Linked DNA regions of Homo sapiens: all the other regions are linked to region 3. Evidence: chromatin loops called from intact Hi-C (ENCODE). Cell type or tissue: heart right ventricle. All regions are shown on one strand. Links, peaks and the distances in the headings refer to the core of each region. The heading gives the core; the rest is flanking DNA. Region 1 overlaps ABLIM1 (actin binding LIM protein 1). Region 2 has its middle 25 kb from the start of ABLIM1. Region 3 overlaps ABLIM1 (actin binding LIM protein 1).

What was found. Peaks named below come from ENCODE experiments on the same cell type or tissue, not always from the same donor. Only the 100,000 strongest peaks of a DNase experiment are listed, where the experiment ranks them.
Region 1: it touches region 3 in a loop (5-fold over the local background); 4 of 110 quality-filtered maps call a loop at or near these places.
Region 2: a loop joins it to region 3, with 2.6 times the contacts of the local background. A loop is called at or near these places in 31 of 110 quality-filtered maps.

What each region holds. Positions count from the first base shown.
Region 1 is chr10:114,613,224-114,623,271 of GRCh38, reverse strand. The region is part of intron 1 of ABLIM1 (actin binding LIM protein 1); the gene reads left to right. Among named protein-coding and RNA genes, the nearest start is that of ABLIM1, 40 kb to the left of the region's middle. In heart right ventricle, for the core only: no CTCF peak of the experiment used is centred there; no DNase peak of the experiment used is centred there; H3K27ac peaks cover 7,631 bases.
Region 2 is chr10:114,678,502-114,688,549 of GRCh38, reverse strand. It overlaps a transcript of ABLIM1 not described here. Among named protein-coding and RNA genes, the nearest start is that of ABLIM1, 25 kb to the right of the region's middle. In heart right ventricle, for the core only: no CTCF peak of the experiment used is centred there; DNase peaks (open chromatin) are centred at 2,912, 3,999, 4,869 and 6,725; H3K4me3 peaks cover 4,623 bases; H3K27ac peaks cover 8,000 bases.
Region 3 is chr10:114,467,329-114,477,376 of GRCh38, reverse strand. ABLIM1 (actin binding LIM protein 1) reads left to right here. Exons shown (of 23, transcript NM_002313.7): 9 at 3,421-3,498; 10 at 4,245-4,400; 11 at 9,161-9,196. Among named protein-coding and RNA genes, the nearest start is that of AFAP1L2, 68 kb to the right of the region's middle. In heart right ventricle, for the core only: a CTCF peak has its summit at 5,838 (motif pointing left); a DNase peak (open chromatin) is centred at 5,866; H3K27ac peaks cover 4,640 bases.

The sequences.
Region 1 (10,048 bases), core at 1,082-9,081, 150 kb before region 3:
GGCAACATTAATTCAGAATGAAGGCACAGGTGTGCATATTCTGCAGGCATCACTCCTATGTTTCCAAGACTTAGATGAGCATGTTTACCTGGAATCATAGAGCTATTTGGAATTTTTGGGTAAAAGTTCATTAACAATACAAAAATTAGCCAGGCATGGTGATGCATGCCTGTAGTCTCAGCTACTCAGGAAGCTGAGGTGGGAGGATGGCTTGAGCCTAGGAGGCAGAGGTTGCAGTGAGCTGAGATCGCCATGCACTCCAGCCTGAGCAATAGAGCCAGACCTTGTCTCAGAAAACAAACGAAAAAAAGGGAAAAGAGTTAATCAGCTATCTTGGCTCACAAAGGCTACCACTCCCTCTTTAATCTTTGAGGAATTGAAATATGTTGTTTAGGCTTGGAGTGTTTCATTTACTACCACTGTACAATATTTACTGTTCATTTGGTGGAAGTAGATCATCATAAAGGCCTTTATCCTCCTTGTCTTTATGCTGAGCAGGTGAGGAGAAGGAAGAAGAGGAGGGTTTGGTCTTGCTGTCTCAGGGGTGGCAGAGGTAGAAGAAAATCTGTGTGCAAGGGGATCTGTGCAGTTCAAACCCGTGTTGTTCAAGAGTCAACTGCATTCTGTCTATGTTCTAGTAGTCTGTATTTTTTCTTCTGTTTATTTCTGTTGTTCTCTATTTGAAACATGAGAAGGGAAAAGTTTAAGAAGAATTAAGAAAAGTGGGTCAGGCACAGTGGCTTATACCTATAATACCAGCAATTTGGGAGGCTAAAGCAGGCAGATCACTTGAGCTCGGAAGTGTGAGACCCTGTCTCTCCAAAAAACAAAATTCCCCCCATCCCCCGACAAAAATTTAGCCATGCATGGTGGTGTGTGCCTGTAGTCCCAGCTACTTAAGAGGCTGCAGTGGTGGGAGGATCATCTGAGCCTGGAGGTCGAGGATGCGATGAGCCATGAACGTGCCATTGCACTCCAGCCCGGGCAATAGAGTGAGACCCTGTCTCAAAAAAAAAAAAAAAAAGAAAAAGAAAAGTGGATGATAGGAAAAGGTGGCAAGGTTGTTCCTCATTGGAGTATCTGATGGGGAATGGGAGAGAAGGCTGAGTACTCCCTTCCTGGAAAAATGATAGGGGCTATGGGTGCCTGGGTCCATGGACCATCTCATAGTGACACATGAGCTAGGTGGGTGTCTACTGGACTGCTGCCATGTGCCACTTGAGGGACACCTTCTGAATGGCCATCAAGGAGCAGTTTTAGGACTGATGGGGATTGGAGTCCGCAGGACGAGAGCCCAGTTATGCTGAGCACTAAAGAAGGATTGGATGCCCCTCTGTCCCTGCTTACCTGGAAAATGCTACCACTTCTGGCATGTGTAGAGGTCCTAGCCTAAAACTCAGAAATAGCAATGAGCCATAGCGAAGGGCTTCTAGTAGCGGCCTGATCACATTACAATTTTCTTGAGGTCTCTTATCTGTGAGGCACTTCGAGAATAACTCGACACACTGGAAAGATCCTACATTTAGTGGATGAATGGGTTAGCAGGTGTTGAGAGGGATGCTGATGGAGAATGCAAAATGGAGGGGACACCAGGTGATAGAATGGGGGTGAACAATCTTCTATGGGGGTTCTAAGGAAGGAAGAGCTATAGTCCCAAGGGAATCAGAAAAGGCTTTATGGAAAAGGGGGCATTTAAGATTGGTATTTGAGGAGTTCTGTAGGTTTCTTAATGTTGGGGATGGTGTTTGATTCAACCTATATTCATTACACAGTGTCTGCTCCATAGTAAGCACTCAGTGAATGTTGAATGAACTAATAAGTGAATGAATGAGGTGTATGGGTCGGGGAGATGGTTATTCTTATTTGGGAAATTTTTTTTAGACTCTAATATGAGATAAGCCATCTAGATATAGCAACACATAAAATGCAGTTCTTGACCTGAAAGCACTCACTTTCTAGCAAGAAACAGACACACATAGATAAGTCATTATGATACAATGTGAAATGTACTCAAAGGGGAACTATGAAAGTAATATGGGACTGCAGGACAGAAAGTGATGAATGCTATTGGATGGTCATGGAAGATTGGGCTTTGAAGGATGAACAGGAATGCAATAGTGGATAAAAAGAGGATGGCGAGAAAGGGACTCAAGTGGGTAAAACAGAAGCAATAAAGTATGCCTCCTGTCTGAGGAGATGCAAGCAGCTCAGTTTAGCATTTTGGCCACATCATACAGCAATGGACATAAGGAGAGGTAAGTAGGGGGGTTTTGTGGGTCACATTGAGCTAAGGATGATTAGAACTGGGGTCAGACGTATGGATGCCCCGAGAATCAGGCAGGTGACCTGAGTGGAGCCTGGGGCAAACTACAGAGCATGGCCCTCCCTAAAGGGAAGAGTTACTTTGTCCTTCATCCTAGGTTCCACGGAGGGATGCAGGTCAAGTTGCCAGGCCTTGCAGTTTTCAAGAGCAGCTGGAAATAGGGATTTTTATGTAAAATCTCCAGATGTTTAAATATTGGCAAATGATTTCACTTTCTCTTTAAAAAATATTGTGTGTGGCCAGGCACAGTGGCTCATGCCTGTAATTCCAACACTTTGGGAGGCTGAGGTGGGCGGATCACTTGAGGTCAGGAGTTCAAGACCAGCCTGGGCAACATGGTGAAACCCCGTCTCTACTAAAAATACAAAAAAATTAGCTGGGCCTGATGGTGCATAACTGTAATTCCAGCTACTCGGGAGGCTGAGGCAGAAGAATCGCTTGAACCCAGGAGGTGGAGGTTGCAGTGAGCCAAGATCACGCCACTGCACTCCAGCCTGGGCGATAGAGTGAGACTTCTTCTGAAGAAAAAAAAATATTGTGTGGGCCAAACAAAACATGTCTGTGGGTAGGACTCAGTCAAAGGGCCTCTCGATTATGGTTTGGAGTTTAATGACCTGTCCACCATGCCTACCCCAGGAAGAAACACACTTTTACACAGCAAGACCCAGGATTCATATACACATGCATATAAATGGCTGAAATAAAACTCACATGAAGCAATACTTACCTTTACTCTCTGCTAGTTTCTTTTCTACTTTTTAAGTATGCCGGTGATGATCCATTAAACTTATTTTATGTTCCAGTGGTTCAAGACCCAAAGTTTGAAAAGCATTGGCTTAGACCCTCTACACTAACTAATTAAACTTTTATTGATGAAACAGAATAAGGTACTTCTGTGGGCAACCATGTTTCCATTCTGAGTACTCCTGTTATTGTGATAATAGGTATGTTTGGGTTACGTTGGGTTTCTTCACTTGCAACGGGACAGGTTTTGACAAAAGAATGTCTGAATCTTTCATTTGCCACTTTATCCTTAACAGAAGTTGGCCGGAATTTGGTGTCATCTGTCTTGGGTGCTTGATACAATTAAGAACTAACCCAACTGTTAAATTCAGAGTAAAATACTGTTTGAATTCCAGCTGGAAGTCCAAAGAAAACACTCGTAGAGCCCATGTCAGCTTTCAAGCCTGGTATTTCTGGAATTGCTTTTTCAGTTGGGATCACTTTTCCCTATGAGTCTGCCTCTCCTCTTTGTGTTCACCACGCTTACCTTGTTTCCTTGCTTTTGTATCACAGCCAGGGAGGGAGGAGCAAGATCAGGACCAGGACTATCTGCCATGCATCGTCCCATCCCTCAGTGACCAGCTGTTCATCTACATTGTCGAGCATTACATGCTGGATAGCATTCATTTTTGATGTGTAAGAGCTTTTCCAGAAAAAAAATATCATTTCAGCCAGGCACAGTGGCTCACGCCTGTAATCCTAGCACTTTGGGAGGCCAAGGCAGGTGAATTGTTTGAGGTCAGGAGTTCGAGACCAGCCTGGGCAACATAGTGAAACCTCGTCTCTACTAAAAATAAAAAAATTAGCCAGGCATGGTGGTGCATGCCTGTAATCCCAGCTGCTCGGGAGGCTGAGGCAGGAGAATTGCTTGAACCTGGGAGGTGGACGTTGCAGTGAGCTAAGATCGTGCCACTGCGCTCCAGCCTGGGTGACAGAGCAAGACACTGTCTCAAAAAAAAAAAGAAAAGAAAGAAAGAGAAAGAAAAAAAAAAGAAAAAATATAATTTAAGGGCTTTGGAGAGAGTTCACCCCTCCCTCAGGAATGTCCAAAAGGTGAGTTGTCAGCAGGCCTTCCATGCAGCAGGAAAGGTTTAACCATTCCTTGGGTGCAGGGCATGTCTGTCATCACCCCTATCTTGACTTGAAAGCACCCTTGCAATATACAACAGGATTCAAAAAGCACTTGGACTTTTGCAACAAGAGCCCAGGAGTGGCTTCTTGCCATTGGAGAGAGTTGATATGATGGAGACACCCCCAGGGAAAGGCCATCCCTGCCATGAAAACCACACGACCACAGTGAGGCAACACTAATATGGTAGTTTTGCATAATAAGTAGGCAAAGATGCCAACTACTAAACATGAATCAGGCAAGCAAGGCCAGCCAGAGAGTCGGCAGTCAACACAGTACTTTCAGGTTGGGGGCTAGCGTGGTGCAAGATGACCAGGAGCAGCATTGGAGACGAGATTGGAAGGCACCTTGTTGACAGGGCCTGTGCCTTGCCTCTCCAGGGCACTGTTCTCATCTGAGTTGGGGGCAGCACCCTCTGGAGTTGTGCAGCCACAGCCTGCACATCTTTACCCAGGGGCAGTGTGCTTCCAGGGAGCTGGTGCTGCAGTTGGTAGTGGGCAAATCACGTCTCTACCACTTCCTGGAGGACATAGAGCCAAGCTCCTAACCTGTCTCAGAGTCAGGGTTTTTTTCAGTTAAAACAATACTGAGAACACCCAATTTTCTCTCCACATCAGGAGGTTTGATAAGTTATCTGGTGAGTTTGAGCATTGGAAAAAATTATTAGTAGATCACAACAAAATAGGTAGAAAACATGATGGATTATTCATCAGGAGCTAGGCAAGTGGGAGAAAGGGAAACGATTAAATCTAAGAGAACAAAAACCATTGTACAAGAAAGGGAATCTATTCCTAGGAGGCACTACAGAGTCTAGTAGAACAATAATTACATTCGCAAAGTGTAAAACAGTGACCATGGGTTTAACCAAAATTTGTGGTGTAGGCCTATTGGTAAGAGCCGAATCTTCACCTGCAGAAACAGGATGTCAGTAGCTAATGACTGAGTTGATATAAGCATAGTGTTAAGAAAAAACACCAAAAGTTGAGCACATTTGCCTATAGGGGTTGGGAGGAGTGGGGCAGGCAATTACCATCATGCATTATAAGCATATTTGTTTCTTTGGGTTTTTTAAACTTTTTCTTTCTTATAGAGACAGGGTCTTGCTATGTCGCCCAAGCTGGTCTCAAACTCCTGAGCTCAAGCGATCCTACTGCCTTGTACTCCCAAAAGCTGGGATTACACATGTGAGCCACCGCCCACACTTAGCCTAAACTTTGATAAAAAATAAATAAATATGGGGTAAAAAACCCATACTTCCCACTCCATATCTTTATTGTTAGGGTTAATTTAAGTGAAATAGTGTGCGAAAATTTCAAATGTGGCCTGTGCCATGTGCTCAATAAATGTTAATGAAAGTCAGTTGGTCTGTGGAGTTTCTTTAAGCATCAGAGTAGAAGCACAGCCCAGAGCCAAAGGAATGGCCCGAGGTCCCTTGCAGATAAAACAGGACTAAGAAGTAGGTGGTGAGAAGCTGGGCACAGTGGCTCATGCCTGTAATCCCAGCACTTTGGGAGGGCGAGGCGGGTGGATTACCTGAGATCAAGAGTTTGAGACCAGCCTGGCCAATGTGGCGAAACCCCATCTCTACTAAAAATACAAAAAAAAAAATTAGCCAAACGTGTTGGCACGCACCTGTAATCCCAGCTACTCGGGAGGCTGAGGCAGGAGAATCGCTTGAACACAGGAGGCAGAGGTTGCAGTGAGCCAAGATCGCGCCATTGCACTCCAGCCTGGGCAACAAGAGCAAAACTCCATCTCAAAAAAAAAAAAAAAAAAAAAAGTAGGTAGTGAGAAGAATTAAATTTGTAACCAGAAAGAGAGACAGTGTTCAACTGCCTTCGGCCAGGATTTTTCAGAGGCTGAACGCCCTTCACTATAGTATATATCCTTCTCTTTCTCACTTGCCCCTTGTGGTACAGCTGTCCTTCAGTTGCCTTGGTGGCTTTGTAAAATTATTCCCTAAAGCTTCAGGATTTCATAGGTTTGCCTAAAAAGTAAGTCGTGTTTATAAATGAGAGCTCTGCAACCAGTCTTCATGGGTTTGAATCCAGCTTGCCTGTTTACTAATTGTGCCACCTTGGGCAAGTCCCTTAACCTCCTGTTGCCTCAGTTTCCTCATCAGAAAATAAGGACAATAATAGTACCAATTAATAGGGTAATTTTGAAAATTGAATCAATTAATCCACATAAAGCATTTAAAACAACGCCTGGTCACCCATTGCCTCCTGGCACGTAGCTCAGTAATTGCTATTCCTTCTGTTACTACTGTCATTCCTTTCGACTGAGTAAAATCAGGACAATGTGTCCAATGAGATGGAGTTTAGTAACAGATTAGTTTGAGGATCCTGGAAAGTAAGTAGAGCTGAGATAGCTGAGTCAAGGAACCCAGGAGGGTCCACTCCTTTCCACTGGACAGTGTCTTCCAGCTTGCCTAAGTAGAACAACGCTTTGTCACCTTTGTCATGCCACAGTACTCCAGGACCACATCAGTGGCTTCCTGTGGCCAGTAAGCTCTACTGTTCAGTGATAGAAATTCACCAAGGAACTGGACCTGTTGGATTTTCAGTGCCCAGATCCTTTGGGCAAGCAAGCTAATGAGACTGCTCTTTTTGTTGTGGAATGAAATGAGGTGGCTAATGATGCTTTGATGCGGGAACATGATGGCATCATATGAACAGTTGTAAAGTGTTTGAGGCTGGAAGCCATGTGTGCTCAGGACACCCACTGGAGGAAGCTGCCCACCTGCTCTGCAGCAGTCCCTGCTGGCTGTTGGCTATAGGTATGGTTGGGAGGAGTGGGGCAGGCAATTACCATCATGCATTATAAGCATATTTGTTTCTTTGAGTTTTTTAAACTTTTTTTTTCTTATAGAGACAGGGTCTTGCTATGTCTCCCAAGCTGGTCTCAAACTCCTGAGCTCAAGTGATCCTACTGCCTTGTACTCCCAAAATGCTGGGATTACACGTGTGAGCCACCGCCCACACTTAGCCTAAACTTTGATAAAAAATAAATAAATATGAGTAGAACACTACTCATCATGTCCTGTTCTGGGGACATGCCACTTAGCTTTTCCAAGGCTCTGGGGCCACCCAAACTCCTCCCTGCAAGTCAGGTCAGCTGGAAATTGTGCTTTGTTGTGTGGTTCTCATTCAGAGAGCTTAGCCAGGGTTGGTTTGAGACTGGTCCATCAGCTCCTTCCTTCAGCTGTTTTTTTTTTTTTTCTGAGTCAGAGACTTAAATGAGTCTTTTATTTTTTGTCATCGGTTGAGTGGTATTGACATCATTCAAATTACCTAACTGATAGTAGACACTGTTGGTGAACCCAAGGTATTTTTCTGACTTTCAGTTTCACCCAAAGACTGTTGCTCTGGAAAAGAGACAGAAAGCCAGGCTGGTATTCAAAACATGAACATATTGAACATGCATTTATAGAGTGCTGGCTTTGTGCATACAATGGTGCCAGACCCTGGTAATACAATGGCAGTTACCTTGTAATGGAGAAGATGGAAAAGAAAAAAGAAATAGAATGTTTAGACTGTGGTAAATATAAAGAGAGGAAACTGAGATGGGGGTCGGAGGGAGACTGCCTTTAACAAGGTAGTTCAGGGAGAAGTCTCAGAGGAGGTGACCTAGAAGCTTGAGGGTGTGACCAGAAGGAGGAGAGGGAGCTGGGCTCGCAAACAGCTGGGGAAGAGCCTTCTGGGCAGGGAAAAGCATGCCTGGAGATCTTGAAGCAGCAAGAGCCAGAGCTTGGGAGGATGTGGAAAGAGTGTGAGAAGAGGCTGGAAGAGGTGGTGGGGCCAGAGCGCATCTTCCATAGGGCAGTGAAAGAAGGATTAGTGGAGTAATCTGTTTATATTATGCACTTAAAAGATCATTCTGGTTGTTGCATGGCAAAGGGATTTAACAAATGAGTTGACAGTCCACACTATTTGAAGATACACACTTGTGTTTTTCTTTCTTTCTTTCTTTCTTTTTTTTTTTTTGAGACAGAGTTTTGCTCTTATTGCCCAGACTGGAGTGCAATGGCATGATCACGGCTCACTGCAATCTCTGCCCCCCAGGTTCAAGCGATTCTCCTGCTTCAGCCTCTCAAGTAGCTGGGATTACAGGTGCGCACCACCACACCTGGCTAATTTTGTATTTTTAGTAGAGATGGGGTTTCTCCATGTTGGTCAGACTGGTCTCGTCCCAACCTCGGGTGATCCACCCGCCTTGGCCTCCCAAAGTGCTGGGATTACAGACGTGAGCCACCACGCCCAGCCCACACTTGTGTTTTTCATAGCTGTGCCCTGAACCCCTCCTAGCACCTTACTTTAGTGAGGGATCAATTACTCATAGGGATATCCTAATGTTTCTAATTTTCCGGCAAATCTCTGGTGCTGACACTGGTGTTGACATTCCTCTAGGCAAGTTGTGTTTGTGAAAACTCCCTTGTGAGTGGGGCATTGATCTGATGGCATCTCGTTCAGATTTTTTTATATCTGTCTTGTTATGGGCTCTTTCCTAAAAAGGTAGCAGAGATGTAATGATATTGAGGACATTTGCTGGGGTGGGGATGTGTTGGTGAAAAACATGTCTAATACTTTAGTGGGGAGGATGGCATGCATTAATAAGGTGTAGGAGGTGCAATCTCAGCCCACTGCAACCTCTGCCTCCCGGGTTCAAGCGATTCTCCTGTCTCAGCCTCCCCAGTAGCTGGGATTACTGGTGTGTGCCATCACACCTGGCTAATTTTTGTATTTTTAGTAGAGACTGGGTTTCGCCATGTTGGCCAGGTTGTCCTGGAACTCCTGACCTCAGGTGATCCACCTGCCTCAGCCTCCCAACGTGCTGGGAGTACAGGTGTAAGCCACCGCACCCGGCCTACTTTCCAAGTGTTGGAAGGTTACATTTAGGAGTTCCATGGAGGGATTTAAAAATTTTTTCTTCCTCTCCCTTCTCCTCCCAGTCCCATGTTGGATTTTAACATGTTTTTTCTTTTCAAGCCATAGTCTTCACTAAGTGCTTTGTTAAACTTTGGGAGATAATCTTTTCTTCTCCACTCAAGCAGAGGCCATTCTGAAGGTAAATAAGAGAATGATCAACCACCAGGGTTATGCTCCCTTGTCACCGGGATGAATAGAAGAATACCTAGCAAGGTGACAGATTATATGTGTTTGCATTTTCTTGCAGAGGTTACACCCAGCAAAATTAGGTCATAAGAGAGCTTGAAGGAGCCTGAAGTTCAGGTCTGGGAGGAGTCAGGAGCCTAGGTGTTTAGAGAGTAGTTCTAGAATGTGTAGCATTCTAGAATGTTTGACATTGCAAGTTGGATGCTGTGAACACAGGTCTCATGCTTTCATCTCCCAGTGGGTGTGCAGACACTGGAGAGACCCAGGTGAGGGCAGGTTTGTGTCTTTATTCACAGTGCAAGAGCAAGAGTGCCTTTTCAGAAAGGGTTCACATTCTTGTTTCTGAAATTTATAAGCACTTGAATGAAAAGCTTCACTCTGCAGTTTGGAATCAGTATAACCTTTGGCACAATGGTGTGCCGGTAAATGTTTAACAACCAGCTCTCCAGAGGGCAGGAAGAGGAAGGCCCTGATCTGTAAAGTTTGCCAGTTTCCATGGTATAAATGCTTCCACTGCAGCCAATTTCAAGCTACCAAGGTGGAGTCAACCATACAGTTGGGAAGGGCTGGGCATAGCCGGCTCTCCCAAGCAGGTTAGAGCTCCCCACTGCAGGGGTGAATCCCTTAAAATTTTATTTTCTTCTCCCCAGAAACCCCCTCAAGATTTTCGAAGTACAATTTCTGTATCTGCAGAATCAG
Region 2 (10,048 bases), core at 912-8,911, 210 kb before region 3:
TGAGCCCTCGGTCAATGTGAGCTATGAACAATAATGAGGCCATTGTCTTTGCAGTTTATGAAGCTTTGCAGTTTATGAAGTTTATAGGACCAATGATTTGGGCTTATAATTGAATATGATTGGCGTACAAGTTCAGGAAAATGACAAACATTACTTTTTTCCTGTGCCTTTCTAGATAAAGTCTAGACGTTTCTTGATTACATGAGTTTTTTCATATAAAAAGAATAATTAGAAGCGGAATGCACTTAGGGACCGTATGTAATAGGGGTTGATAACAGAAAAGCTCATGAAGTTTCATTTCCAGTCACAAAAATAATTTCATGGGACCCACCTGGAAATTATAAGCAGAAATTGGAATGAATATTAGCACGGAGGACGTAGTTGTGTGCTATAAGGACCATTTCTAGGTTAAGCTTTCTGTTTAAGTGTGTGGTGAACTGCACACTCCTTTTATTAGGTTGGGACAAAAGTCACTGCATTTTTTGCCATTACTTTCAACGGCAAAAACCACAATGACTTTTGCCCCAACCTAATAGTTCTGGAAACTGCTCTCCAACAAAGTTGTATAGCTGAGCTTGGGATGGGACCAATGATTTGGGCTTATAATTGAATATAATTGGAAGACAAGTTCAGGGAAAATGCCAAATCATTACTTTTTTCCTGTGCCTTTCTAGATAAAGTCTAGAAGTTTCTTCTTCCTTATTGAATCTGACCTTTTAAGAAATTTAGTTTTTATCTTTCCCAAAGGAATCATTTTTCATGTGGAATTCAATTTGCTTCAAGTTTCTGTCTCTTCTGCTTAGTTTAAAAGATGAGGCCAAGGCCCTCTGAATGTTTTGTTACTGATATCTGCTATTTTTCACTCTCAGCCCTGTCATAAATTACATGGTGGTAAGCTTTGTCTCCTATTCTGTAATTGCAAAGCAGGCCTAGGCGAGGTCTTTTAACATAATCTGTTGTAAGGTATCCTGTTTGCCTAAGAACACAGCAGCATCTGTGTTACCAGGGTACGACAGCATCACTATCGGTCATACCTTAATTGCAAACAGAGCCAAACATGTTGGCCTATTGTAGCCATTCAAAATGTTGCAAGGCAGAAGAGAATTGTTCTCCTTATATATCCTCTGCTGGCCTTGGGCAAGTCCCTAAATTTTTGGCTTTGAAACTTCTTATCTTTGAAACTGTGATGGAAATTATCTCTAAAACCCTTTCTAGCCCTCTCCTTCCTCAGAGAAATGTTTTCCAAGCTCTGTTTTGTGAAAAGTTCATAGTTGTACTGGGTTGGGGGTTCTCTGGTTGAATAAATTCAGGAAATGCTTCTTATCTTATTTATCTCTTAGTTACAGGCACACTTGCATATTAATACATAGTAAGTCCATGGTTAAGAAAACTGTTTAACAATATTTAATTAAGCATTTCTCAAATACAGGTGAAGATGCAATTTTAAGCATTTGTATTTGTTTTGCTAAGTGACGGTCACTTTCCTGTGAAGGGTTCTAGAAGCGTGGTTGGGAAAGATTTCTGCTCTGTGTTTTTAAGATAAGGAACACACAACCGTGTCTCTGATTTCAAAATGACATGGTATAAGCTCCATTGCTATTTAATTAGAAAGTGGTTGTTTGAGGCCGGGCACTGTGGCTCATGCCTGTAATCGCAGCACTTTGGGAGGCTGAGGCGAGAGGATTATTTGAGTCTGGGAGTTTGAGACCAGCCTGGGCAATATAGGGAGACTCTGTCTCTATTAAAAAAAAAAAATAGCCGGGCATGGTGGCACATGCCTGTAGTCCCAGCTACTCGGGAGGCTGAAGCAGGAGAATCACTTGAACCTAGGAGGTCAAAGCTGCAGTGAGCTGTGATTGTGCCAATGCAATCCAGCCTAGGTGACAGAGTGAGACTCTATCTCAGAAAGAAAGAGAGATAAAGAGAGAAGAAGGAAGGGAGAAAGGAAAAGAGGAAGGAAGAGAGAAAGAAAATTGTGCATTTTAAACAAGTTTCTAGGCAGTTGGTTTCACCTCTTTTGTTTTTGTTTTTTTTTTTGAGACGGGGTCTCACCCTGTCACCCAGGATGGCATGCAGTGGTGTGATCATGGCTCACTGCAGCCCCAATCTTCTGGGCTCAAGCAATCCTCCTGCCTCAGCCTCCTGAGTAGCTAGGACTATAGGTGCAGGCCGCCATGCCTGCCTAATTTTTTTTTTAATTTTTAGTAGAGACAAGGTCCTGCAATACTTTCCAGGCTGGTCTGAAATTCCAGAGCTCAAACTATCCTCCCATCTCGGCCTCCCAAACTGCTGGGATTACAGGCATGAGTCACCACACCTGGCCAGTTTCTTGACTATAATAAATCATCAACCAAATTGTGGTTCAACTAACACAAGTCAAATTTGGAGGACTATGATTAGGAAAGAATCACTTTATTGCTTAACATTCAAAAAAATCAAAGTTTCAATATTGGATTGCCTGCTCCCCCACTTTGCCCCTGTCCTGCCTTGTAAAAGGCAAGGAACCAATGCAATGCAGGTTATTTTTAAACTAGCACCCTATTTTAGCCCCTGAAAATAGCTGTAGCTCTGTACTTGGTTTCTTCTCTCATTTAATATCAAGTAGGAATAATACTTCGAGATTTAAAGGAGTAGGAAAAACTAGCCTCCATTACATTTTAAATGCAGGCTAACAAGAATAAAGAATGCAACGATGAAAGACTTCCATCCTTATGGTAAAAATCCCAAGACACTAACAAAAAACACATTAGGCTAAAATATGGAATCACTATCATGAGAATGCAAGGCATTAGGTGTAATCAGAAGATTTCAGTTGATGCGACTGGCCTTTGGCAGCAGCTGACACATGACAGCTCTGCAAATGGCAAGCATTTTATCAACGAGCAATCCAGTTGTGATTCTTTGTCTGGCGCCTGGTGCTACAGCCAAGTCAGGAGGACGTTATCAGAGGCACCAAGTTCCAGGCAGTAGCCTGGACCAGGGGAAGGGCACATAGGGTGACCCATGAGGATGGCTGTCTACCCGAGTCATTTCAAAACAAAATAAAAAAGCCACTTAGCTGGGGAAGAGAGTAAGCCAGGACTCTTCAATTAATCAAACTTTGCATTTGGCCAATGTGTTTCAAATAGTCTTGTTTTCCAGTGGATTGATTATAGGCCTTACATTAAATTAATATCTCACAACGGGTGCTGCTGGTTACATCTTTATTGGAGGAATTAAATGTTTTACCCTCACATTTAAAGCAATTATGCCAGTTTCCTCCTATTTCTTAGCCAATGTGTGTATCTGATGCCAAGGATATTTGTCCTAAGGGTCTTTTTCCATTTAAACTGTCTTCATAACTTTTCCAATATGCAAAATTCCCGGTGTTCAAAAATAACTGTGAGAAAAGTTGGATTGTGGGTGGTGGATAATCCAGCCCAACATCAGGGCATTACTGACGAAAGGAAAAAAATGCCTCTTTCCTGAGTCTTTCCGGATGAGGTCATTGTTTTCAGACAGCTTGTATACCTAATATAAAAAGGCTCAAAGTCCACGGCTCGTCTCATACCAGGAGTTTGTCAGGGAACTGTTTCCAAAGCCATAATGAATAATCAGGCTGTTAGTAAAAGAAGCCTCTCCAAGTTATAGCATTTTTTAAAAATTCTAGTAGTGAAGAAAATAATTAAAAGCCCATCTGGTTGAGATAGTAATTCATTAAGGAAAAAGAGGAGGCAGAAGGCTGGGGAATAATCGATCCTTTTCTTTCTTTATTTCATGTGTTTCAGTTATTGTGAAATGATAGTGATCAAAATCTGGATTCTGGATTGTGCAGAATGCAGGAAAATCCTAGGAACATTCTTGGCGTGTTCTAATAGTGGCTTCCCAGAAACGAGTGTTTTCAGTGGGTGTGGCGTCATTGAGCTGATGTGCTTTTGCAAGGGGTCTCTTTAGAAGTGGTAGGGGCAGGGTCGAGAGAAGAAGGGGATGCAGAATCTGTACATGAGGAAGGAGCCAGAGTCACTCAGGAAACTCCTCATTCTTCCTGCGCTGGCTGTGGCACACCCACCGGTGGCACACCCCTCCCTCGGGTCCAGTTCAGCCCACAGACTCCTGGGAGGAGAGCCAGGGCCCCAGCCTCTCCTTTGAGGAGTGTTGCAGCCTTTCTGTGTGCCAGATGCCTAGTGAAGAAAAGCTGAAACCCTGGAGCTTTGTGCATGTTAATGACCTTGGAAATGACTGAGCTCACGGACCCTCATCACACCATGGGAGACTACAAAGGTTAGACCGTCCATTTTGTAAAGTCAGCATATATTCTGTCTGGGGTCGACCGTGTCTTTAAAGATGAGGAAAGATGCAGGGCTTTTCCATTTGATAAAATTGTTTTACACTTATGATAATAAGTAAAAGATTGTTTTACAATCTATTTCTGTGATAGTACATATCTGTATAAAATGCACATCTTATTTGTCAACATATTTACATATATTCTTAATATAACAGGATGTTAAAATCGACATGACTCTTTTGTAGCAGTAGCCCAGCTCAACTCAACCAACAGTAGGTTGGTCCTTTGGGCACATTAAAAGGCATCTTCAGTGACTGTGGGCAAACACCTGTGATCCTATTTCTGGGCATTTTGTTTGAGTTTGGATGTCATCTCTAGGATGCTTTCCCTACAGTTGTGTTTGATGGGAGAGTTTGTTCCGTGGTGAGGCTGGCTGGCTTCAGGAGTGCCCCGGCTGGTCCTGCTCAGCATCCCCAGGGGCCGACAGCCAACACCACGTCCAACAGAACTGCAGAGGGTGGCCCCACGCAGTCTCACAGGCTGCTCCATTGAAACCTAGGGACTGTGGCGATCGGTTGCTGATTCCTTTGATACTGGACCCCTTAAGATAAGAGAGTGTAACTTATTTTGGTTCCTGGAGAGTAGACTCGTGGGTAATTCCAGATACGGCAGGTAGGCTGGGCCCCCTCCCTCCTTCACTTCCAATCTCGCCACTCTTCTCTGTTTCGCAGGACCTCCGGTGAGCTTGGGTTTGCCTTTGTACCCAGGACTGGTAGGACTGGGGAGCCGGGTCTGCTACACTTCACATGTATACACTTGTTACGAGGTACAAAGGAATCTGAGGTTGGCACACGCTGTAACTGATGAATAATTCATGGTGGCTTTTTATGCCACACAGTTTTCTCCTGTAAATGAGCATGATTTTGAAAGACTATGCTGATTTAAAAGTCCAGTAATGTGGTTTCCTATTCCTCACTGACCTGCCTTGGACGTTTACTGGAAAGACGAAAGTTGACAAACATTAGAATAGGAAAACTTAAAGTGGACGATGGCCCCACGTGGGTGGTCAGCCAAGAACAGCCCTCCCCTGTTCTTTCTAAAGGATAACGTCACCTCAGGTTTACACAAGATTCTTTGACATTCTGGACTTTCCTCAAATATAGAATTTGAATTTTAATAAGGACACTATGCATATTAATTAGAATGCATTCGTGTATTCCTGATACATTTAGAGTGGAAAACTATGATGCTATGTCTTTTCCAACTGAATGGGGTCCTAGTGATAAAATTAGAATATCTCAAGATGTCTAGATGTCTTTATTTAAATGAATTTAAAGTCCTCTGTTTTTCTTGTACTGTACAAAGAGTGGATTTTAGTTTGGCTTTCCAGAAAGATAGGGCAGGTTTTGGAAGAAATCTTACACGCAGAGAGACTGTAAGTAAACAGAGTAAGTGATACATCTAATTATATTTTTAGTGGTCAAGCCAGAAAGAACAACGTTCTTTCTCTTCCTTGTTTTTTAACTACTCTCCTCCCTTCTACTCCGTGGCATATTTTTAAGGTATTTGGAGTCTTTCCACTTGCTACCAGCTGGAATCTACAGAAACCGTATCTCTAGAACACTCAGCAGTTGACTTGAAGCTCAGTCATAATTAAATTGGAAGTTGGCAAATTATTCCAAGACTTAAAAACAGGCACACCTTATGTTTGGAACATAAGGGGTTTTGCTACTCTGCATTGTTTTAAATGTACTCTCTATAGGGAATATGGGCAATACTTTTAATTAGCTTTTTTTAAACAAAAGGATATTTTGAAAGGATATGTAATAAATAAGTCTGACCCTGCTTACATTTTATTTATTATTCTCAGTAGCTGGTTCCCGGATGTTTTAAAACAACAGCAAAGCTTGCAGCTGTTCATCCATCTCTCTTTAGTAAGAGAAGATCATCCTGTCCTTTCTCTCCTGGCACAGCTTGAAAGCATTAGCTAGTTAGGTGGCTGCTGATTTAAGACTTTGATACAGTGACTTACAACCTTCTGCTCTAAAGGATATACTTAGAGCTAGTGTTTGTTTACAATTAATAGTAATTTAGGACTTTGAGATAGTCAGCCGTTAATTTTATATTAAAATCTGACTGCTGACATGTATGTCTCCATCGTTAACATAGTTTAAATATTGGGGTGGTAGCCAGGATAGCAATTCAGAATATTGGGATTTTACAAGACTTATCACTAAATGTCATTCATTTCCAAAAAGAGGGAAAATGCATCGTGCCGATTAGCACTACTTTTAGGTTTCATATGAGAGAATGGAAATGCCAGACAGGTTTTCCTGCTTCCAAAGGCAGTCACAGCTGCCACTGCAAATGAGCGCTGCCACAGTCGGTGACCAGTGGGTCAATCAGAGCATGACATTGCCAGGAACGTGCCCCAGGAGTGGGAGCAGGCAGCATGCTCGGAGAATTGGGCACTGGATTTCCATAAAACAGTCAGCAATAGACTGAGTCTTAGGAGCTTCTGTCTGAGTCATAGGCTCCCCAGGCTTGTGACCACACCAGGGTACCTTGAATATCTTCCTGGAACAGGAACTCCCCAAGCCTGCTATCACTCTTCTTTGTAATATTTTGCCTGGGAAACATATGTCCTGCTGTCATGTGAATTGAAGTGGCGTAGAGAGTTAGAAGGGGATGTAGTATACACAGTGCTCTTGGGAAAATGCCAGCATGTTCATGGGGTGGCATTATTTTGTGGGAAGCACATCCCTGGTGACTATTTTTAAATGGTTTAGGCCAGGCGTGATGGCTCATGCCTATAATCCCAGCACTTTGGGAGGCTGAGGCGGGCAGATCACTTGAGGTCAGAAGTTCGAGACCAGACTGGCCAACGTGGTGAAACCTCATTTCTACTAAAAATACAAAATTAGCCAGGCATGGTGACACACGCCTGTAATCCCAGCTACTCAGGAGGCTGAGGCAGGAGAATCACTTGAACCCAAGAGGCGGAGGTTGCGTTGAGCTGAGATCGTGCCACTGCACTCAAGCCTGGGCAAAAAGAGCAAAACTCTCTCTCTCAATATAAAAATTAAAATAAAAAATATATAAAATGGCTAAAATGGTCTGGTAGCCCCATTTTCCATATATAAGGTAATGCTGGTTGTATGACTAGCTAAATGTACCTGCAGATTCATGGATTAATCAGCCACTTCACTGATTGTGGCTCTTGGCCCCACCCACATCTTTATTTTTTTACATTTAGAGTGACTGTCACTGTAATAGTCTGTCTCTAATTGGTAGCTTCATCAGGGAGGGTCTCCTGGTGAGTCATAGAGCCATCCCTATACTTGGCATTGGAGCTGTTAAGTAACATTCTGCTGTAATTAATTTACAAGCACTTTTCAACAGGTGGCAGGCACCATGCTAGGGACTGTTCAGAATAAATCTCTGTCATTTAGAATGATAATCCTGGAAGGTCCACTGGCATATATGGGCAACTAACCAACATGAGACATTATGTAATGACCTGAGCAAGAGTGGAGAATGCAAGTGTTGGGATAAATGATGTGAGAGGATGTCATCATCTAAAGATGTTAGAAAGCTGGCTAGGGAAGGCCCGGGGGATCCTTCGGGATATAGATGACCTCGCTGGTTAGAAGGGGCAGATCTGAGCATGGGTCACCATGGCTCCAGTATGAAGGAAGGGTGCCTCTTGTCCTCAGAAACCATTTCTGCCCCTTCCACACTGCCAGAGCCACAGAGGATTGGGGATTTATTTTCCCCTTGCTAACATGATTGTTCTTTGGTAAATTTCAAAGTGATTTTAACAAATATAAATGCATAACTATGGACTTGTAGAAGGAAAGCATGCTCCTTTTGAGCATGATGCACTGGTGAAGTGCTTGAGCTCTAGAAGCAGAGAGATTTGGTCAGATGGCAGCTTGGACACCTACTAGCTGTGTAATCTTGGCCAAATTTCTCAACTTCTCTAAGCCTCAGTTTCCACATCTGTAAAATAGAGATAACAATACTGTCTGCTTTATAAGATTGTGAGGATGAAGTGAGAATATCTATAAGACTCATGGCACAGTGCCTCCCGCGTAATAATGAATGGGTTATATAATTGGCAATTAGAGTTCCATCTGGGAGATTCAGATTCTTGCAAATTATTTATAACGTTGAACAGTGCTATGAATCCAAGGCCTTGATTCTAGTTTGGTAATTTTATTTTAGTTTTATGTCTGTGTGTTTTGCTTATTTTTAATTATAAAAATCATGTAAGAATAGGCTTTCATTGTAAAAATTTCAAACACTACATGAGAGGCAAAAGCTCCCTTTGACCGCTGCCCAAAATTAGGGGATAACAACTATTAGCTGTTTTATTTATCTATTTTATTTTCATCAAAGTAATCCATATTCCTAGTTTTAAAAGGCAGATAGTGTCTTCTCGCATGAATGGGAGACAAAGGAATGAGAGAGCCAAAGAGTATAGAGTTTTTCTGGCCTGACTTCTTAGGATGACGAAAACTGGGGCATTTCTGTTCCAGAATGTGGCATTTCCCAATGAGACATTTTGCATTTTTATGTTTCATGGTTGAATAAACATGCAATTTATTAAAAGGTTTAAGATATTTCTTTTTTTTTTTTTTTTTTGAGACGGAGTTTTGTTCTTGTTACCCAGGCTGGAGTGCAATGGCAGGATCTCGGCTCACTGCAACCTCCACCTCCAGGGTTCCAGCAATTCTCCTGCCTCAGCCTCCTGAGTAGCTGGGACCACAGGCACACGCCACCACGCCCGGCTAATTTTGTAATTTTTAGTAGAGACAAGGTTTCTCCATGTTGGTCAGGCTGGTCTCAAACTCCCGACCTCAGGTGATCCACCCGCCTAGGCCTCCCAGAGTGCTGGGATTACAGACATGAGCCACCACTCCCGGCAAGGTTTAAGATATTTCTAACTTGGCCTGTTTGGTGGGGAGAAAATTAATAGCAAACAACAGGGGTCTGGCAAGCCCTCAGAAGAGCAGGCAGCACACTTTTTCTGTAAAGAGCCAGATAGTAAGATTTTAGGTTTGATGAGACATATGGTTGGTGTCATGCTGCTTTCTTTCTCTTTCTTTCTTTCCTTCTTTCTTTCTTTTTCATCATGCTGACACAGAAGGGCAAGACAGCATGTAGAAATATGCGTGACCTCTTGACGGCTAAGTTCATAACTGGCACACTGTCACTTCTTTATTCTATAAGCCAGATGAGTCACATCATCAATTCCAGTCTCAAAGTGAGAGGGCATTCAAAGTTACATGGCAAAGGGCATGGATATAAGGAGGGGTGATAAATTCAGCCAATGATATAATCCACCATAGCTTCTATGCAGTACCAGTGGTATTGGCATGAATAGACATGCACTGAGACTCAGTGAAATAAAATTATTATGCTCAGTTAACCTGAAATACTTTATTCTTGGTTTAAAAAAGAAAATAAAAAGACAATCTAACCCTAGGGAACTTTCTAACAAACTCAAGGAAATGGTACACAGATGAAACCAATGAATAAGATGTTTATAGAGCAAACAGCTAAGAAATACAAGATTTGAATGCTTTGTGTGATTAGCCTAAAGCATACTTTTTCTGTGAAGGGCACAATAGTAAATATTTGAGTCTTTGTGAGCCAAATGGTCTCTGCTGCAACTACTCAAGTCTGAGATTGTAGCACAAAAGCAGCCGTAGACAATACATAAATAAATGGACATGGCTGCTTTCAACAGAACTTCATTTACAAACACAGGCAGCA
Region 3 (10,048 bases), core at 1,329-9,328:
TAACCGAAGACATCTGATGCTCCTGCCGCACACCCTCTCCCCACCCCAACCCAGTGAGCTATTGCAGTGTTCTTACAGAGCTAGCGCAACAAAAATATTTTCAGTTAGCAAGCATTCTTTTCTGCTACTTGATCTCAATATTTCTCTTTTAGTTTCACCCCATTTGTCCCATAGTTATGTTGATAGGAAATAAATGATCACATTTGCCCTGCAATACAGCAAAATTTTAGTGCAGGGCTTAAATGCTTGGGCTGTGGACCTAGAGTGTCTGAGTTCAAATCCTGACTCTTCATCCCTTTCCTACCTGTGTGGCTTGGAGCACTGATACTTTTTCCTTATCTGTAAAATAGGAATAATAATGGAAGCTACCTCCTAGGGTTACCGAGAAGATTACATGAGATTAAGCCTGGGAAGTGCTTGGCACAGGGCTTCCACGTAGTAAGTGGGCAGTAGACATTCGTTGCCATCGATATTCTTGGGTTGCTACTTAAGAGGTTTCATTTTGACATTAAGTTTGGAAAATGTGAGATCCTGGCCACTTGAAACTGAAGGACTACCTGTGGTTAATAATTATCTCACAGAGATGGATACAGGTTCAGCTTTTTCAGGGGGTAGCATCTCCTTGTAAAGGAGGAATACATTTTGATTGTGCCACTTCTATATTTTGATTAGGAAATGGATCTAGAAATTGCACTTTATTATTATTATTATTATTATTATTATTATTATTTTGAGGCAGAGTTTCACTCTTGTTGCCCAGGCTGGAGTGCAGTGGCACAATCTCGGTTCACTGCACCCTCCGCCTCCCAAGTTCAAGCGATTCTCCTACCTCAGCCTCCCAAGTAGCTGGGATTACAGGTGCCTGCCACCACACCCAGTTAATTTTATTGTATTTTTAGTAGAGATGGGGTTTCACCATGTTGGCCAGGCTGGTCTCAAACTCCTGACCTCAGGTGATCCACCCGCCTCGGCCTCCCAAAGTGCTGGGATTACAGGTGTGAGCCACTGCGCCCAGCCTGCACATTTCTTGAATAGTGTTATGTGAGTCTTTCCTTTTTCAACATACTCAGAGGTAGAATTTTCTCATATTGAGATATGCCTGTGATTGGTATAACTCTAGCAGGAAAGCGCTTGTGCACGGCAGGTCCTGGGGAGGAGGCCCAGAAGTGATGCACCTGGTGCACCTCCACCTGGGTGTGGTGTGATTTCTCCCAGCCACTTCCACCCTAGCATCTCAAAGATACCAGGGGCATTGGCTGAAAAAGACTGATCACAGTCTTCCAGCAATGAGTCAAATCACTGCCTGACCTGAATTGGCCAGATATGTTTGCCTTCATTGCTTCAACTGTGAACAGCATAGTGAGACAACACCCTTGTCTGAAGGAGTTTCTTTGGCTCAGTGGTGCCCACATTCAAGGTATTAAACACCAATAGAAACTACTGAGAAGGCAAGGTCTTATTCCTATTGTAGAACTATAAGTTACTCTCTTTAGGAAATGGCTGCAACAGAGGGGAGGAAGTGTTCCAAAATGAGGCCTTGAGTTTTCTCTGCAGAGCTTTCCAGAATATGTTAAACAGAAGCAGGAGGCAGCTGATCCTAGTTCATAAGTTTCCTTCCTGCTCACATAACCACCTCTCACTCTCCACGTTCTTCAGGTATATACTATGAAGTCCAGTTTCTTTCATCCTTCCCAAAGGCCGACCCACCAGCCTTACCTCAGTGACTCTCTATATAGTTAGGCTCAAATCGTGTAATTAACATAAGTCAAGTGTCTGCAAACTAAGTATTTGTTTACAAGTAATAAATTCTAGCTCATTCCCTCAACTAGGATTTGTGCCTTCTGTGTACCTGTGGAAAGCATTGGGTATAGACAGTGGTTAAAAAATAAACTCTATGAGGGCAGAGAGCATGACTAAAGTTAATGAGGGAGACAGACACGATGCAAGGAAAACAATAAATATATAATTACACATTTTACTCATGAAGGAAAAAAGAATGACACTATGAGAGAAAACAACATGGGGAACCAACTCTGGATTGAATCAGGGAGGTCCTCTCTGAGGAGGTGATATTTAAGCCAAGACTGAAGGAAGAGAATCATCCAAGTAAAATTGGGAGCTAGGGCATTTCAGGCAGAGGGAGCAGTAAGCGAGGATGAGAACTCCGAGGCAGCTTTGTGCGCTGTGTTCTGTGAGTGATGACAGGTGAGAGACGAGGTAGGAGGGGAAGGCAGGGATAGAATCCTGAGGCCCTGGTTGTTGTGATTTTATTCTGAATGGATGCTTCTGTTAGGTCTGTTCTCATGCCGCTAGTAGACATATACCCAAGACTGGGTAATTTATAAAGGAAAGTGGCTTAATGGACTCCAGTTCCACATGGCTGGGGAGGCCTCACAATCATGGCAGAAGGCAAATAAGAAACAAAGTCATGTCTTACGTGGTGGCAGGCAAGAGAGCTTGTGCAGGGAAACTCCCATTTATAAAATCATCAGTCTCGTGAGACTTATTCACTATCACAAGAATAGTATGGGGGAAACTGCCCCATGATTCAATTATCTCCACCTGGACCTATCCTTGACACGTGGGGATTATTACAATTCAAGGTGAAACGTGGGTGGAGACACAGCCAAACTATATCAATGCTGGAGACAAAAGCAGAGTAGTGACCATCCAAATTATGTTCTTGAAAGGTCTCTCGGCTGAGTGCGGTGGCTCACGCCTGTAATCCCAGCACTTGGGGAGGTGGAGGCGGGCAGATCACGAGGTCAGGAGATCAAGACCATCCTGGCTAACACGGTGAAACCCTGTCTCTACTAAAAATACAAAAAATTAGCCGGGCATGGTGGCAGGTGCCTGTAGTTCTAGCTACTCGGGAGGCTGAGGCAGGAGAAAAGTGTGAACCTGGGAGGCGGAGCTTGCAGTGAGCCAAGATCGCACCACTGCACTCCAGCCTGGGCGACAGAGTGAGACTCCGTCTCAAAAAAAAAAAAAAGGTCTCTCTATCCATTGCCTGCCAGGTGGATTTGATTTGAAGAAGGGAGGGGAGAAGGCAGAAAACTCACAGGGAGGCCATTGCAATAATCTGGATGAATGGAGGTGGTGACTGGGGCTGGGACTACGGCAGTAGAGAGGGAGAGAAATGGGAAGCTTTGAGGTGTGCTCAAAGGTAAACCAGAAATTCTCGTAGGGGACAAGGAGCAGGAAGGGCCAGAGAAAGGCCTCCCCATGCCTTTTCAAAACTGGATCGTACAACTAGTTTGCATTTACCTTTCCTTCTAGGTTGTATTTTACCTTATTCAAAAAGGTGATAAGTGTTTCTTTTTTTCACTAGCTGAGTTTTTAGTAAAGCTTAAGGGCCCAGGACAGTCTAGATTCTGAAGCCAGGGTCCGAAGTCTTACAAGTCACTGTTTATTTTACAGCCTACCAGGACATCCTCGGAAAGTATTTATTCTAGGCCAGGCTCCAGTATTCCTGGCTCACCAGGTCATACTATCTATGTAAGTATCTACTTCTGGAAGTGACATTTCTGGGACAGGTAAATTAGTGGATTGTAATAGCAGAATGGGTAATCCAAAACAAAAACTGATTCAAAGTGATTTCTATTTTTGTTATGAGACCTGATTTTCATTTTTGTAGAACAGTCTCCTCAATCACTTTTACCTTTAGGTAATTACATTTATGTGACCATCAACAGAGTGATCAGACGACCTGTAAAATGTAGTAATATGTTGCGGGACTTAAAAAATTCTTGCACCTAAGACTCCGTCTCAAAAAAAAAAATTCTTGCACCTAAATTGCATATAGATATTTGGGGATTAAATATATATTTTATGAAGCTGATACTGAGTGTTCCTAAATTCTACCACAAAGATATTTAAATATTTAGTTTATTAATTATGCAGTTCTTGTTTTTAGCCATCTGAGAGGATTATTGGACCATCTGTTTGAGCTTTTTCCTTTACTATCATAAATTCAGGAAATTATCCTTAAGGTTTGCACATTTATCTATTTCATGAATTCTACACAGATTTTTTCCTAAGCGTTCAGTGACTTTTTTAAAAAAACATGATTAATATATGGTATAAAGGGCAACTTCTGAAGAGTATAACTGTGTTAGGCAAGATGTTTTGGTTTTTGTTTATTTTAAGGCCTTCACTTTTTAAACAACAGGAAATGCGCCAACTACAGTTTCCTAAAGCAGTCAGACTACAAGGTAATTGTTCTTTCTGGTTAACTTTGCCAGGCAAAAGTAGACAATGAGATCCTGGATTACAAGGATTTAGCAGCCATTCCGAAGGTCAAGGCAATTTATGACATTGAACGTCCAGATCTTATTACCTATGAGCCTTTCTACACTTCGGGCTATGATGACAAACAGGAGAGACAGAGCCTTGGAGAGGTAATACATTCCTACTGGTTGTGAGTTGTACAACAATTTACCTTCCCTTTTGTCACATTTGTAATAACTACCATTTGGAGTTCAGGTAAATCAGGTGGTCTTTTGTCTGCCTAGTATTTGCAGATTTCTAGACCAGGTGCTTTGAGGTATTCAGAAGCCCATCATGAGAAGTGGGAGAACAGAACAATGGCACATCAAACAACAGTGAAGACCAGCTAAACATTAGCATGCTGGGATGGAAGCTGTCGGGAGGTGGGGAGGGGGTGGGGATTGTGTGAGCTGGGCAGAGCAAATAAGGGAGTGAGGGTCTCCTGGGGGTCTTAGTCTAGTGATAAGCTTTAAGTATATTCATGGCATCATGAGGAGAGAGAACACACCCCCTAAATTTTGGTAATTACAGTTTTCAGCAACTTAAGAAAGTTAGCATGTGAAAGAAAAAATAAAGTAGAGCGCATGGGGCAACAGTCTAGCACAGGAGTGTGAGCCAGCATTCTGGAATCAAATTACCTGGTCTCAACCCAGGGATCACCACATGCCGATTGTTTGACTTTGACCATGTGACAGCCATTCTGCTGCTAGTTTCCTGGACCAGGTACAGTGCTCATACCTGTAATCCCAACATTTTGGGAGGCTGAGGGCCGGAGGATTGCTTCAGGCCAGGAGTTGAAGACCACCCTGGACAACATAGTTGAGACCTCATCTATATATATTAAAAAAATAAGAAAAATGGTCCTAGTTTCTTCATCTGTAAAACAGATAGGGTGATGATAGAATCTACCTCATAGGGTGTTAGTGAGGATTAAGCAAGCTAATCTATGTAAAGCAATTATCAGAGGCCAGACTTGGGGGAAATACTGAGCATGTGGCAATTTCTACCATTGTTGCTACCTGTCCTCTTGGGGCTCGTTAATACTCGGCCTGCAGACCCATCTGCTGCGGGACCAGAGCCTCTCAGCCCCTTGGGGTCCTCCCCTCCCCGGTCCCATCTCAGGGTTGAAGGTTCTCTGTGGTCGCTTCCTACCCAAGTCCGTTTCCCCTGGCCAATCGGCTCACTCTCATTTTTTTCTCTTTTATTTTTTGAATTAGAATCATCTGTAGACTGATTTTAGTCCACAAAGATGTTAACAAATAGCTGACAAATCAGCTATTCAACAAAGGTTAAAACAGAATATAAACAATCTAGCATCTCACAGTGCTTTGAGGTCTTGGAGAAGAAAAGGCATGAAAATGTGATTCTGTTTAATTGTTCTCAATTCCAGATGTATAATATTATTTGATAATTATATTTATGTTTATTTTTTATTTTATATATATTGTTCCTTTTATTTATTTACTTTCTAATCTGGGTTTTATTCCAGAGCATAGCTCTGCGTGGAAAAGGTCCCTGTGGCAGGAAGTGATATCCATTTTCATGTAGTGCCACCTAGTGGTCACTTAGCTGTAGCTGCACTTGCGGCCGCTCTCAAGCGCAGGTGCATTGGCCCGGGTTGTCAGTTGCCATTGAACCCCACAGAGTTTCGTAGGGCATAAGAGGCGAGGGGAAGTTCCTGAACAAAGTGCATAGAGATTGGCCTTGGACCCTGTGGATGAGAATTTACTAATGTTTAACCCATACAAGCAAGGGGATGTGAGTTTTTTTAATGGTGTTAAGGATTTGGGGTTCATGGTGTGCAGTGTACGTGTCTGTGTGCGTTTCCCAGCAGCTCCATCAAGGCAGTAAAACATTAAGCACTCAAGAGTTTGGGCTTTGAGGTGAAAATCTCTGCATTTAAAACCAGACTCTGCCAGACATGGTGACTCATGTCCGTAATACCAGCACTTTAGGAGGCCAAGGCCAAGGTGGGTGGATTGCTTGAGACCAAGAGTTTGAGACCAGCCTGGACAACATACCAAAATTCCATCTCTACAGAAAAAAAATACAAAAATTAGCCAGGAATGATGGCACACGCCTGTAGTCCCAGCAACTTGGGAGGCTGAGATGGGAGGATCACTTGAGCCCAGGAGGTTGAGGCTGCATTGAGCCATGATCATGCCATTGTACTCCGGCCTGGGTGATAGAGTGACACCCTGTCTCAAAAACAAAACAAAGCAAACAAAACAAAAACCACCACCACAAAAAAAGAAAAAAAGAAAAACCAGACCGATGCTGACTAACCACATAACTTTGGGGAAATTATATACCTCAATCTCCTTATCTGCAAACTCAAGATAGAGAACAAGAATACCTATGCTAGAAGTTTTCTGTAAAGAGTAAGTGAGCTATTTACATTAGAACAGTACTGGGCACATAATAAGTGCTTAAGAAAAATGCTGGCTACTCTCGTAATCAGCATACTTACTGTCATAACCTGGAATTATGTCCCATGGTTTTCTCTATGCATAGAGGGTGCCCCTGGGATCAGAAATCAGATATATTAGTGAACTCTTTCCCAATACTTGCATCTTGCAACTGAGAGAAATTTACAAGCTGTTCTATTATTTATTCCATTAAAGTTTAACACACTTCTTTTATAGACCTCATATACATATTGCCTTTTTTTTTTTTTTTTTTTTTTGAGGTGGAGTCTCACTCTGTCACCCAGCTGGAGTGTAGTGGTGCAATCTTGGCTCACTGCAACCTCTGCCTCCCAGGTTCAAGCAGTTCTGCTGCCTCAGCTTCCCAAGTAGCTGAGACTACGGGCATGTGCCACCATGCTGGGCTAATTTTTGTATTTTCAGTAGAGTTGGGGTTTCTCCATGTTGGCCAGGCTGGTCGTGAACTCCTGACCTCAAGTGATCCACCCGCCTTGGCCTCACAAGGTGCTGGGATTACAGGTGTGAGCCACCGCACCTGGCCTTTATACATATTGCCATTTAAGAAACACTGCAAGAGTCAGATTAGTTCTGTGCAGCCATTGGTGCCTCCAGGGCCTTGCTGTCAGTGCAGGTGCAGACCTGGGCCCTGACCTTGAGACCAGCCTTCACCCAGCTGAGACCCCCTAGAGACAGGCTGTAGCTGCAGAGGAGACCCTGGAGCTTGTGAAGGCTTAGAATACAGACAGTCCGCCCACTTACTATAGAATGTGGGGAAAAGGGCAAATTCTAAAACTGAGAAGTCCACCCCTGGCTGTGTTCTCCATAGCTCTGTTTGAATTTCATTTCTATTTGAAAGCTTTTTGCATTTTAATTGTAAACATTTTATTCATCTGGAAAATACTTGAGCAACTACTGTGTCCCAGGAGCTGCTGTCATCACTGGGAATATGTAGTTGTAAACAAACAGTCCTTGCCCTCATGGAGCTTGTGGCATCACGTGGGAGACAGACAGTAAAGAAACAGATATGTAATATAATTTTACAGAGTGGTAGGGCTCTGAGGAGAAATGAAGCAGAGTAAAGAGAAAGCGTACCAGGGGCTGGGTTGCTCCTCTGGACAGAATGGTCACGGAGATGCTGTGTGACAGTGGGTTTGAGCAGAGACATCAGCGCTGACAGGGAATGAGCCCTGCAGGTGTCTGGGTGAAAAGCACTGGCAGCAGAAGAGACAGCAAGTGCAAAGGCCCTGAGGTGACAGAAAGCTTGGCCTGTTGATGGCCCCAAGGAAGCCTGTGTGCCTAGGAGGATGGAAGCCAGAGGTGAATGATAGTGAGATTGGCGAGGTGAATGATAGTGAGATTGGCGATGCAGCCAAGGCAGGATGCCCCATGCCTGGTCACCAAAGTCCTATTTTAGTTATCAAACTATTTTATGGTGATTGCTGTGGTTGTAATTTAGTCAACAACCATGTGAACAAGATCCTATGTTTCAGTAGATGCTGTAACTCATCATAGTAAAATGAGCGTAGTTTGAATATATAAGGGAAATGGTTCCAACTTGTCTAGCTTAATCACCTAAGTATGTATCACAATCATATCTAGTCATGGTTCTTTTTTTTTTTTTTTTTTTTTTGAGACAGAGTCTCGCTCTGTCTCCCAGGCTGGAGTGCAGTGGCGTGATCTCGGCTCACTGCAAGCTTCGCCTTCCGGGTTCACGCCATTCTCCTGCCTCAGCCTCCCAAGTAGCTGGGACTACAGGCGCCCGCCACCGCGCCTGGCTAATTTTTTGTAGTTTTTAGTAGAGACGGGGTTTCACCATGTTAGCCAGGATGGTCTCGATCTCCTGACCTTGTGGTCCGCCAGCCTCAGCCTCCCAAAGTGCTGGGATTACAGACGTGAGCCACCGCACCCGGCCTATTCATGGTTCTTAGGCAGAGATGTGCACCAGAATCTCCCCGGAACTTTGTCAGAGTCTACCTGTCTGAGCCCCATGGCAGATGCATTTGTACCTGATCAGAAGACAGGGAGATGTGGAGGGATGCTGGCAGGTACATGTTGGCTAATATTTACAGCTGACTCTGATAAACAACTCTAATTAAAACTGGCAAAGAGGCCAGGCGCGGTGGCTCACGCCTGTAATCCCAAAACTTTGGGAGGCTAAGGGGGGCGGATCATGAGGTCAGAAGATAGAGACCATCCTGACTAACGCAGTGAAACCCCATCTCTACTAAAAATACAAAAAAAGTAGCTGGGGGTGGTGGCGGCGCCTGTAGTCCCAGCTACTTGGGAGGCTGAGGCAGGAGAATCGCTTGAACCTGGGAGGCGGAGATTGCAGTAAACCGAGATTGCGCCACTGCACTCCAGCCTGGGCGACAGAGCGAGACTCCATCTCAAACAAACAAACAAACAAACAAAACGGCAAAGAGTTAACAAACATTGTGACTTTAAATTCTCTTTTATTTTTCTAGTCTCCGAGGACTTTGTCTCCTACTCCATCAGCAGAAGTAAGTACCATTTCTTTTTATCATTTTAATGGGTGGAATTTGAGAATTGCTTGGCCCTTCCCTAGACTGGGATTTTTGAAAAAGAACATAACATACAAAAGAACAGAAAAACTGCATGTGGGGTTATGGTGGCTTTGGGGATTACCTCCGTGAAAGAGGAGACTCTAAGACACAGCAATATATTTCTCTTAAATTGGAGACCAGGGAGTAAAAATGGCCTCACTTTAATCTGTGTCTGTGCCTGTAAGTGGAAGCAAAGTGTCTGCAGGAACATAAGTCACTTGTCCCAATGTGGGGCTCTTTGTCCGCATCTATAATTAATTTTTCTGAACCCTAATATACTGAAATGGCCAACAGCCATCATGGCGTATTCTATAAGCAGAGCCATCTTGATGGGAGGTTACTCTGTTTAGTCTGAAATCAATCATCTGATCCTAAAACCAAGCAACTTTCTGGATATTATGAAACTGGACTACTTTTAGGGAATCTCTGTAATTCAAAGTAGTAAAAATACCATAATATTTTCATGGTTTATGACTGCTATGAATTATTAATTTCTACCTATATTCTAATAATTTGCATTGAATTTATGAAGAATTAATTTCTATTGACCAACTGTGCAAGCTTGAAGCACATAATCTGGGGACTTTTTGTTTTGTTGTTGTTTTATTTAATTTATTGTTATAGACAACTAGTATCAAGCCAAAGTTTCCCCTTGCCATTTGCTCTCAAATTCCACAAAGCTATGGTTACTGAGGTGTTCATTTAGTCGTTATTAATGCATTCTTTCAAACTTTTTACTTTTATTGTGCTAGTAGAAATTTCATAGGACAACAGATTCCTAAAATGTAA